Regions from separate parts of the Homo sapiens genome. Here all the other regions are linked to region 1. A link is a contact called in ENCODE Hi-C or POLR2A ChIA-PET data. All regions are on one chromosome and are shown on one strand. Each heading gives the region's core, a stretch centred on a gene start or an enhancer-like site at or near the end of the contact. The rest is flanking DNA. Distances are from core to core; before and after follow the strand shown.

Evidence for each region. A loop is a pair of places that touch in the nucleus more often than their neighbours do. ChIA-PET counts read pairs that join two places held with the same protein, here RNA polymerase II (POLR2A). Pooled maps may share reads with other maps.
Region 2: a loop to region 1 is called in a map of natural killer cell, with 10 times the contacts of the local background. The contact joins the enhancer-like site here to the promoter of SLC14A1 in region 1. A Hi-C loop is called at or near these places in 15 of 168 maps with a recorded cell type or tissue (B cell, CD4-positive, alpha-beta T cell, CD4-positive, alpha-beta memory T cell and 10 more), 34 of 37 single-sample maps with no recorded cell type and 21 of 50 pooled maps. POLR2A ChIA-PET finds 5 or more read pairs at or near these places in 5 of 52 experiments (CD4-positive, alpha-beta memory T cell, activated T-cell and activated naive CD4-positive, alpha-beta T cell).
Region 3: a map of mammary epithelial cell shows a loop between it and region 1 (3-fold over the local background). The contact joins the enhancer-like site here to the promoter of SLC14A1 in region 1. A Hi-C loop is called at or near these places in 5 of 168 maps with a recorded cell type or tissue (MCF 10A, endothelial cell of hepatic sinusoid, endothelial cell of umbilical vein and 2 more), 6 of 37 single-sample maps with no recorded cell type and 18 of 50 pooled maps. POLR2A ChIA-PET finds 5 or more read pairs at or near these places in 3 of 52 experiments (AG04450, activated T-cell and activated naive CD8-positive, alpha-beta T cell).

What each region holds. Positions count from the first base shown.
Region 1 is chr18:45,722,788-45,725,803 of GRCh38, forward strand. It overlaps SLC14A1 (solute carrier family 14 member 1 (Kidd blood group)), which reads left to right and starts at 1,394. Exons shown (of 10, transcript NM_015865.7): 1 at 1,394-1,486; 2 at 2,163-2,226. All of the region lies in intron 6 of LOC105372093 (a long non-coding RNA gene), which reads right to left. LOC105372092 (a long non-coding RNA gene) reads left to right here. Exons shown (of 4, transcript XR_935422.3): 4 at 151-248.
Region 2 is chr18:45,664,597-45,667,612 of GRCh38, forward strand. SLC14A2 (solute carrier family 14 member 2) reads left to right here. Exons shown (of 20, transcript NM_007163.4): 12 at 1,541-1,623; 13 at 2,339-2,498. The region is part of intron 7 of LOC105372093 (a long non-coding RNA gene); the gene reads right to left. Among named protein-coding and RNA genes, the nearest start is that of SLC14A2, 51 kb to the left of the region's middle. Within about 2 kb of position 1,420, at least 7 of the 41 ENCODE cell types and tissues checked have a DNase peak (open chromatin) inside an H3K27ac peak, as active enhancers do; they include CD8-positive, alpha-beta T cell, GM12878 and natural killer cell, where a contact is called at or near this core.
Region 3 is chr18:45,686,566-45,689,581 of GRCh38, forward strand. The region is part of intron 7 of LOC105372093 (a long non-coding RNA gene); the gene reads right to left. Among named protein-coding and RNA genes, the nearest start is that of SLC14A1, 36 kb to the right of the region's middle. Within about 2 kb of position 1,251, at least 10 of the 41 ENCODE cell types and tissues checked have a DNase peak (open chromatin) inside an H3K27ac peak, as active enhancers do.

The DNA of each region.
Region 1 (3,016 bases), core at 144-2,643:
AGGGACAGTGGTCCATTTGCATAAGGAAGTCATGGAGACACTAGTATGATTCCTTTCATTCCCAAAGCAGGCCACTCACACTGTCTCCTGAAGATTCATTTTTCTCCTTCAGGGAAACCCGAGGAGCTTATTTTCTCCTTATTTTACCAGGGAAAAAATGTTGGAAGGAGATTTGCCTGAACCTGGAAACTCTTATTATGAACCTAGACCTATACACACCCTACCTCAGCTGCTCGGGAGGCACTTGGAGGAAGGATGTCCCAAGCCGGCAAGAACCCTGTGGTCTGGCGGGTGTCCAGCGGGTGGAGCCAGAGAGCTCCCAGCCATGGGCCACCTAGCTGAAGGCTGATAAGTACTATCTGCACATCCAAGCAGGCAGGAGACCCAGATAAAAGACCTATGACATCTGCATGGCTGGCTGTGGGATTACATATATATATTATATATATATTTAAAAGTATATGTATATATGTATATATATTACATATATACACACATATATATCTACACATATGTAATATATGTATATATGTATATTTATTATATGTATATATCTACATATATACATGTATGTATGTAATATAGATGTATATATGTTACATATATACACACATATACATATATACACATATATTTTTTTAAAATTCTGCACTCATAAAAGTAGATTTGAGTTAGATTTTTGCCATAACAGAACAAGCCACAAAATTGAAATTTAAAAAGAAGGGGGAAGGAGGAGATATTTTAATTCAGTTTTAGATTTCCCTGCTATAGAATGTTTGCTTCCTGACTTTTAAAGAGGCAGCAGAGTATGTCCAAGAATTCTCACCTGGGAAGACAGACATTCCAGGGAAACACTGATATTTTTGTTTTCTCCTCACTGGGAAAAAGGCAGCTGGCCTTCAGAAAACAACTTGCATGTACCTTATCTTCCCCACCCTCCCAACAGCCCCTCAGGCCCTTGCTGGAGTCTTACATCTGTGTAGAAGTTGTGCCAAGTCTAAGAAAATTTCACCCCAGGAGCAGTCGCTTAGCTTCCGAGTCCACACAGCAGCAACCTGCCCCATGGTTTTTAGTTTGACACCGTGTTGATCCTTTTCAGTTGTAAATCTTTCCAAAAATATGAGTAGGGGCCAGAGGAAACAGGAGAAGAAAAAGATGCATTTTGGTAGGATTATTGCTGGTCAAAGACCTTGGAATGCTGTGGAAACTGTGGCAAAGCAGTTGGTACTCTGTCAAGAACAGAGAGAGAGACATCGGGTACTGAAGCCAGGGGACCAGTTCCTTGGTGTTGCTTTGGCATTGATGCCTGAAGTGGGAGGAGAAAGCCGAGCCCACAAACACACAGAGCAGAGTGGGGCTCTGAGTATATAACTGTTAGGTGCCTCCCTCCAGCACCATCTCCTGAGAAGCACTCTCCCTTGTCGTGGAGGTGGGCAAATCTTTATCAGCCACTGCCTTCTGCTGCCAGGAAGCCAGCTAGAGTGGTGTAAGTACTCATCCTTATTTCTATTCATTTCCAACTATTCATCATTTGGGGCTTGTCTTCACAGTTCTAAGTTTTGCTCTTTTTCTTAATGAAGAAAATGTTTTATATCACCGGAATTGATCAGAAGTAGCAAAATCAGAGTTCTGGTAGACTAGAAAGCAATTTACCAAAGCCACAGGCTTCTTCCTGGAAGCTCAAAGGCATGCCTTTATTCGTGATTTCTGAAGCAAGGTGCATGCAGCACCTGAGCTGATGTGGAAGAGGGTTTGCAGGGAGGTGTCCACCCAATGTGCTCAATGATTCTGGGTTAATCAACACTATTAGGAGTTTCAGGTTGTGTTCTTGAAATAATAATTTGGGCTGTGTTCTTGAAATAAGTTCGAGGCGAGTGTCTACAAGACTCAAAAGAAAAAAGTGGGCCACTGGGAATGGCCCTTTCCAGTGATGGATTTATGGACTCCTCTGTGTGTGCTGTCATGCTGAAGGGAATGTTCTTGTGCACCCATCGGGAGAACAAGTCAGTCACAACTGAAGCCACGAATTTGGCAGCTTCCTTGCAGCTGCACTCTCTGGAGTCTGGAATCAAGACTTCTGGGAGTAGTGTTTTCCAAGGAGGGAAGTGTTTTAACCAGGACACAGGAATATCTGACAGCATTTTCTTTGTTTCCAATTACAGCTTTAAAGAAAACTGGGCATCTCCTGCTACTTAAAATCAAAAACTACCTAAAATAAAGATTATAGTAAGTACCAAATAAGTGTCAATGCTGAAAGTCTCTTTATTATGCTAGACCATGAGTGTTTAAATGCTTTCTTCTATATCCATATCCAACACTTCATATTATTTTTAAAAGTAATAGCTGAAGCATGGAAAATTGAAGACTTCAGGTCTCTCCAATTGCACAAATTTCTAATACATGCTGGCAATAGAATATATTTTATTTCGTGTAATAAAATAGAGGATATTAGTTGACCTGAAATCTTGATATTGCCTTGTATTAAAATGCTAAGCACTGCTTCATTTTACTAGTGATCTGGGGTATGAAAAGTGCTTTTTGACTTCTGCTGGAAAGCTCTTCAGGTGCAGCTTCCAGGATATTCTTGGGATGTTAACTTCAGCACACATAAGCCTTGCTGTAGATGTGTCAGCTTTGAGGCACAGGGAGACATTTGTTTGTCAGAGAGTAACTGCTTCTGGCAAGGGCATAGGGTGAAACTGGGGATAGCAGAGCTCTTTCTTTGTGGTTGTTCAACCCCCACCCCAAGATTAGTTCAAAGTGACCGTGAAGATAGTCTGTGCCCACCGCATCGCTAAGTCCTAGCCCTCTCTGCATACTCCAGCACACAGAAACTGCTGCTTCACTTGTTTGTTGACTTGAACCGAACCTTGGGTGGCATTAATGTGCCTGGCCCAAGACTGAAAAATTAAGAACCACCAGAGCTGACCTATTCCATAAGACCCAGTCTGCCTGCCACGTACTGAGTGAATCTGGATGATGCCCACTCTGATCCTTGGTTTTCTCTTCTATAAAA
Region 2 (3,016 bases), core at 170-2,669, 58 kb before region 1:
GACTAGGGCCACTGTTGGGAATAAAAGTGACTCCCAAGTTAGTGCAACATCACATGCTCCCCAGAAGATGCCTGAATGACCTTCTTCCTCCAGCTCCCCCAAGTCTCATCATTTCATACCACAAGTCAGTTAGCCCAGAGAAATGGACTTTGAGTGAATATGGGAAAATACACGAGGTGGAGAGGGGATTGCCGAGGACATTGCACATCTCAAGGGCCCCTGTAGCTCAGGAGTTTGTCTTTGATAGAGGTTCCCCAGCAGAGTGTGGAAGAGACCACGGTTTGCCTCAAAGGCTTAATAAATTCCTCCTAACATCGTCTCAGGATAGGGGCTGTGGTTGGGGAGAGCATAGTAGAGAGCCCTGCAGCACTGGCAGGCAGAGAGGAGCTTCAGACAGAAACAGCGGGTCAGTGGGGATATCACACACAGGCCTCCAATTTCAAGGGATCCCTTCTGCTTCCTACTCTTCCTTTCAAAGCTTTCAAAATGAATTTGTTTGTCCTGAATGGTGTCACCTCCCAAACACACTGGTATCTGCAGTCCCTGTCCCTTCAGAAGTGGGAACACAGTGCCTTCGATGCATCCCTTCTAGTGTTTTGACACCCTGACGACTCATGAGTGCAGAACGGGGGAACAGGCAATTCAGTCTGAAAACACAGGGTAGTCAGAGCCCAGCCTGCTATTCTCACACTTGACCACAGGAGGGAACCAAAGCATCAAGAAGGAAACTTCCAGGGGCCTGAACATCTTTCAGGATGCATAAAACCCTACTGAAATTGGTGGTCTCTAAAAGTAAATTACCTGTAATAATAAAAATGTTTAGATCCACATTGCAAGAGTTTTCTACAATTACAAAGGCTTGCCAAAATCTGCTTCAAGAGATTACATGGATGTCTCTTGTCCTAATCCCACCAGCCATTGCTACTACAATACCTTAAAAAAACAAAAACAAAAACAAACAGAACAGCCTGAGGTCATCCAGGTGAGGAGAGTCATGGCCAAATTCAAACACAGATTATGCATGGCTCATGGCTCAGGCAGCTTAATACTTTATGAACAGGAAGTGAAGGGCTTCAACAACAACCAAGTTTCTTTTTTTTTTTTTTTTTTTTTTTTTTTTGTTCACCTTCAAGTTCTCCATGTGGAACAGGAGAAAGAACCCTGGATTCCGGGATCAAGCACAAGTCACTGTCTCTCCAGGCTGCTGTTTCCTCATCTAAAAAATTATCAAGGTTGAGCTAAATGAGGGCTTCTTAATTAAAAGTTAGTGGAATCTCTGAGCTCCCTAAATTCCTTGTAAAATGCCCTGTTTATATGAAGATGTACACTTTTTCCCCAAAGCGAGGGCCCAGATGGATCCATGACCAGTAAAAGAACAAAAGAGCCTTCGAGCTGCAAGGCCCCATGATTCTGTGCTTCCTCAGTAGGAACAGGAAATACTGCATAATCTTAACACCTCTTGAGCCTTGCAGGACATTAGCTTCTGAGGTGCCAGAGTAGAGGTGTCCTAACTGATGGTGCTCTTTCCTTCTAACTCCAGTGTTTGGAAAAGGCGAACACCAGGAAAGACAAAACAAAGACCCATTTCCCTATCGATACCGGAAGCCCACAGTCGAGCTGCTTGTGAGTACTGAGTGTCCTGAATCAGGGACAGCGCCCTACAGTCACAGAGCCCACAGCAGATGAGGGAGCTGAGAGCTGTAAACAAGGTTCTCCGATTTAGGCAAACTTTTCTTGCATTCGTATTTTCTGAAATGTAATTACCTGGGACAAAAATGTCTCTTTCACAGTTTACTTTGTAACTTTTCATATTCCTTGTATTTGAATTATTATCAGGCTTCCTTTAAACCCAGTATTCAAGCATTTAGGAAATAAGCTGGTGCCTGTTTTCAAAAACAGAATCTTCACATGTTCAATTTCATACCCTTATGTTTATGAACAGTTATATCTTAAAGACTAGACATGCCAGGGAGAAAGCCATTTCTTCTGGAAAGAGTATTAATGTTAAAAAAAAAAAAAGACTAAAAATCTGTGGTTAATCTCAGTTCTACTGTTTGACCTTGACCTTTGAAAATGAGAACCTCCACTTGCCAGAGTCCTCCTCCACAGAACGAAAGTAAAGATGTTATCTTACTGTGCCTCACGGTAGTTAACCTATTAGATGAGGTCATGTGTCAAACAAAAGACAGTCTAATCTACAGAAACAGGGAGGTTAAACAGCAATTTAATGAAATACCAAATGACAATCTTATTTGGTCCCTGAGTGACCACAAACATGAATTCTCAGTGTAAGAACCACCGAATGTGGGAGACTCTTGCCTATCTCTGTCCTGGACAGGATCTGGACACCATGGAGGAGAGCTCTGAGATAAAAGTGGAAACAAACATTTCCAAGACATCCTGGATTCGGAGTTCCATGGCTGCCAGTGGGAAAAGGGTCAGCAAAGCCCTCAGCTACATCACAGGAGAGATGAAGGAGTGTGGAGAGGGACTTAAAGGTAAAATTCTATGAGAACAACACTGACCCTGACCCTAAAAACTCACCTCCACCCATCCCCAGGAAACCCATTGCCATGGGGGTTCCCTATAGACTAGACTTAGACTAGACTGCACTCTGTTACTGTGGTCTTTCCTGGAAGCTGGGAGTTTTGCTGTTAAAACAGACATACAGCCTCTTGAACTATAAATAGCAATACATGCAAGAGTGTGAGCTCATGAGCTCTCATTTCTGAACAGAACACTTCTGCTATCTCAAATATCCCATCTGAATATTGCAGACAGGTGTTTTTCGCATTGGGATTCTAGAGCCAGCATTCTAGAAAAACGCCATCTGGATGGTTCATGGGAGAACTGTGTCTACCATGCCAATAGGTTCTCTTTAGCAATCTTTCCAGAGCTCAGCCCATGGGTTTAATGCCCTCTATGCAGCAAGAACATGTTCTTGAAAATTCATGGTACCACCACAGGGGTCAGAGGCAGCTCAGGGCACCTAATCCCCCCTGCCAGAAAAACAACC
Region 3 (3,016 bases), core at 1-2,500, 36 kb before region 1:
TGCACAGGTTCTTACTCTTGGTTAGATCAGGATCCTCTGATTCTGATGCCAGGCCCTACCTCAGGCCAATTAAGCCAGCAATGGGCCTGGGCACAGGTAATTTTTTTAAAGCTCCTGGGGTGATTCTAACATGCAGCTGGGGCAGGAAAACAACGGTGCTGCCTATTTCTTGGACCCCAACTGTTTCTAATTTGAGTCACTCTTCAGCACTCCGTTAAACCCCAGTCCCCATCCTCAGTTCCCAGGTGGGTTTGCATAAGGGGTAGTAGACCTGCCAGGAGATGCAGTGAGAAGCACTGAGCACTGAGGCAGGAGGAGCACAGACAGCACAGAGAATCCTCTAAAGTGAAGTTTCTCTCTTTCTCACTGTTGTTGGGGACTCACCCTGCACCACAAAGAAGACTAGATAAAGAAAACCACTAACCAGTAACATCCGGCTCAGTAGGCTGAGCACAAAAGCAAGGTTTTGCTTTGGCCCTAGACCTAGAAGCCTGCTGAGTGAGCGCCTTGGCCCTAGAAAAGAGGAGCAGGGGGTTGTCCGGAGCCCCTCCGACCACGCTGCTCTCAGTCAGGCACCACAGACACAGGCAGAGCTGGCTAGAGGTCAGAGGCATGGCCCCAGTGAGAAGCAGCAGCTGTGCCCTGTGAGCAGGTAGGATGGGGTTAAGGGCTGGCCTGGAATGGGGGCAGAAGGTGGAAGTTGGGAAATGGTGATGACAGCAGTTATTGCAAGGGGGCAAGCCAATGGGCAGGCAGTGGGCGTAGAAAAGCAGCTCCACTGAGACAGCCATGCAGGGAGCCCTGTGCAGGCAGACAGCTGTGGTCAGGGGTTAAAGAGGTGGAGAAAAGCAGAACATGGAGCCATGTAGAGAGCAGGTGCTGGCGGCCAGCTGGTACTGTAACAGGAAGAGTGCAAAAAAAAAAAAAAAATAGCAGTTTTTGCCATGGGGTGAGGCTCCACCCCTCTTTGAACTGTCTGGTGGGGCCAGGGCTGGGGCTGGGAGAGGGATGGGGTGGCTTTCACTCCTCTCCCCAGTGCTTGCTTCTTGATGGGTCAGTCTGGGTCACTAGGGTCCACCTGTCTCTTACGGCATGGCCTGAGCAGTAGTTTCAAGGGGTGTCATGGGGCGGGGAGGTGGGCAAGTCGGGCAGCAGAGCATTACAAACCCTGGGGCCCAGGCAACAGCCCAGACTAGCTCTATCAGAACCTTAGGGGCGGCCCAGGCCGGGGTGGTTGCCAAAGCTCCCCAGGGGGCCCCATCAGTAGAAGGTGTGGGGGCTGCTCGGTGCTGTGCTGTGCTGCTCTGTGCAGGGCTGCAGGGAGAAGATTCTCTAGAGAGCTCTCAAGTGGGAGGAGCCCCAGGCAGCATGATTTTGTCAAATGGAGATTGTCTCTGTCCCTGAGGTCAGAGGAGGGCTGTAACCATACAGTTCTTAACCTCTGGATTTGGACAAATGTAAGCTGTGTTCCTGGCCCCTCTAAAGACCTGTGAATCCTATTCTGCTCATCTGTGTGTAGTTCTTGTTTTTAAGCTTCCAGAGAGACACTGATTCCTAGCTAGTTTCTAACCCTAGCATACAGCAAGATGGAAAGCTCAGGACACAAGATTAAAGTGACAGCCTGGAGGGCAGGACAGGGAGTCTGGGCTGTGGCTGGAGCACCCATCACCATTCCTGGGCCACAAGCCGCCTTCAGGGACTGGCTTCCTGTTCTCCCAGGCCCCGCTGTGGCTCCTTGGCCTTAGCCCCAGGTTCTCAACATGAACAGACTGTGAACTCCTTGTGAACAGCGATGAGTTTTGTACATTCCCCTAACTGGGGCCTCTCTCCCGCAGTGAATGAGTAAGTGACAGACACAGTTATACTAAAGTTATAAGTTATGTCCAGCAAAAGAGAGGCATTGCCTTCTCTGTTGTCATCTGTCCTCCCATCAGTGTCTTGCAAGTCTTAATAGCTTTTGAACAAATGAATCATATTTACATTTTGTACTGGGCCCCATGAATTACGTAGCTGGTCCTGTGCTGAGCTCTTGGTGGCAACTGGAGCTTGCTCTCCCATGGCTGCAGCATCAAAGATCCCCCTGGGCTAGTTCTCTGCTTTCAAACTCCTTCCTCACCCATGACAGCATGAGACAGCAACACAACACCCCAATATACACAGAGCCTCACTTGTGGGGTACTCACTTGACAAGCACCCCAGGGAGCAAAGGAAGTGCAGAGAGAGGTGGCACCTTCTATCCTGAAGACCCAGCACACCCAGGCTCCATGGTGCAGGGACTGGAACAAACCAGGAAGGCACCCCACAACCAAAATATTTGTAGATTTTCCAGCTGGAGCAAAGGAAAGACCCAGACAGATCCCTACTCATAATCAGCTCATGAAACGCCCTACTGGAGAAAGGCAGAAAGAGTAGCTGGCTTTTTCCCCATCCCTGCATACTCCCCTGGGTGCTCTTTGAATCAATGTTTAGCCGGATTTCACCCAATCATGAGCGTGTGAGTGGGGAGCACCCCCATGACTTGGCTTCCTGCCCAACACATCACACCACAACCTGTGAATAACTCATCTTCCCCAACACATTATAACCTCTGAGGGGCCAGATTATGTATTTTCATGGCCCCCATTCCAGGCCTGGCACGTGGATACATATTTACTGACAGATGGACCCCTACTTCAGCATCCCTGTAAGCCTGGAATTAATTCCAGGAGGTGGGTACTAAGCAAGATAATGTTTAACCAAAATGCAGATTCTAGCACCTCCCCTGAACCCTAAGATATTGGGATTCAGTAAGTGATGGGGTATCTGCATTTTTACCTGCATCGCAAATGACTTAAGAAGGCCAATTCTCCTGGCTATCTGAAGAACTGAAGGAGGTGGGTAGACAGAGGGGGTCTCAGCACAGGAATTTGAGTAGAATTCACGTAGAAGCCCAGGACATGATTGCATGAGTGGCCATGGGTCAGTGTGCAGCTTGCAAATCCAGTCACTGTAAGGCCTTATCCTAGAAAGGCCCTGA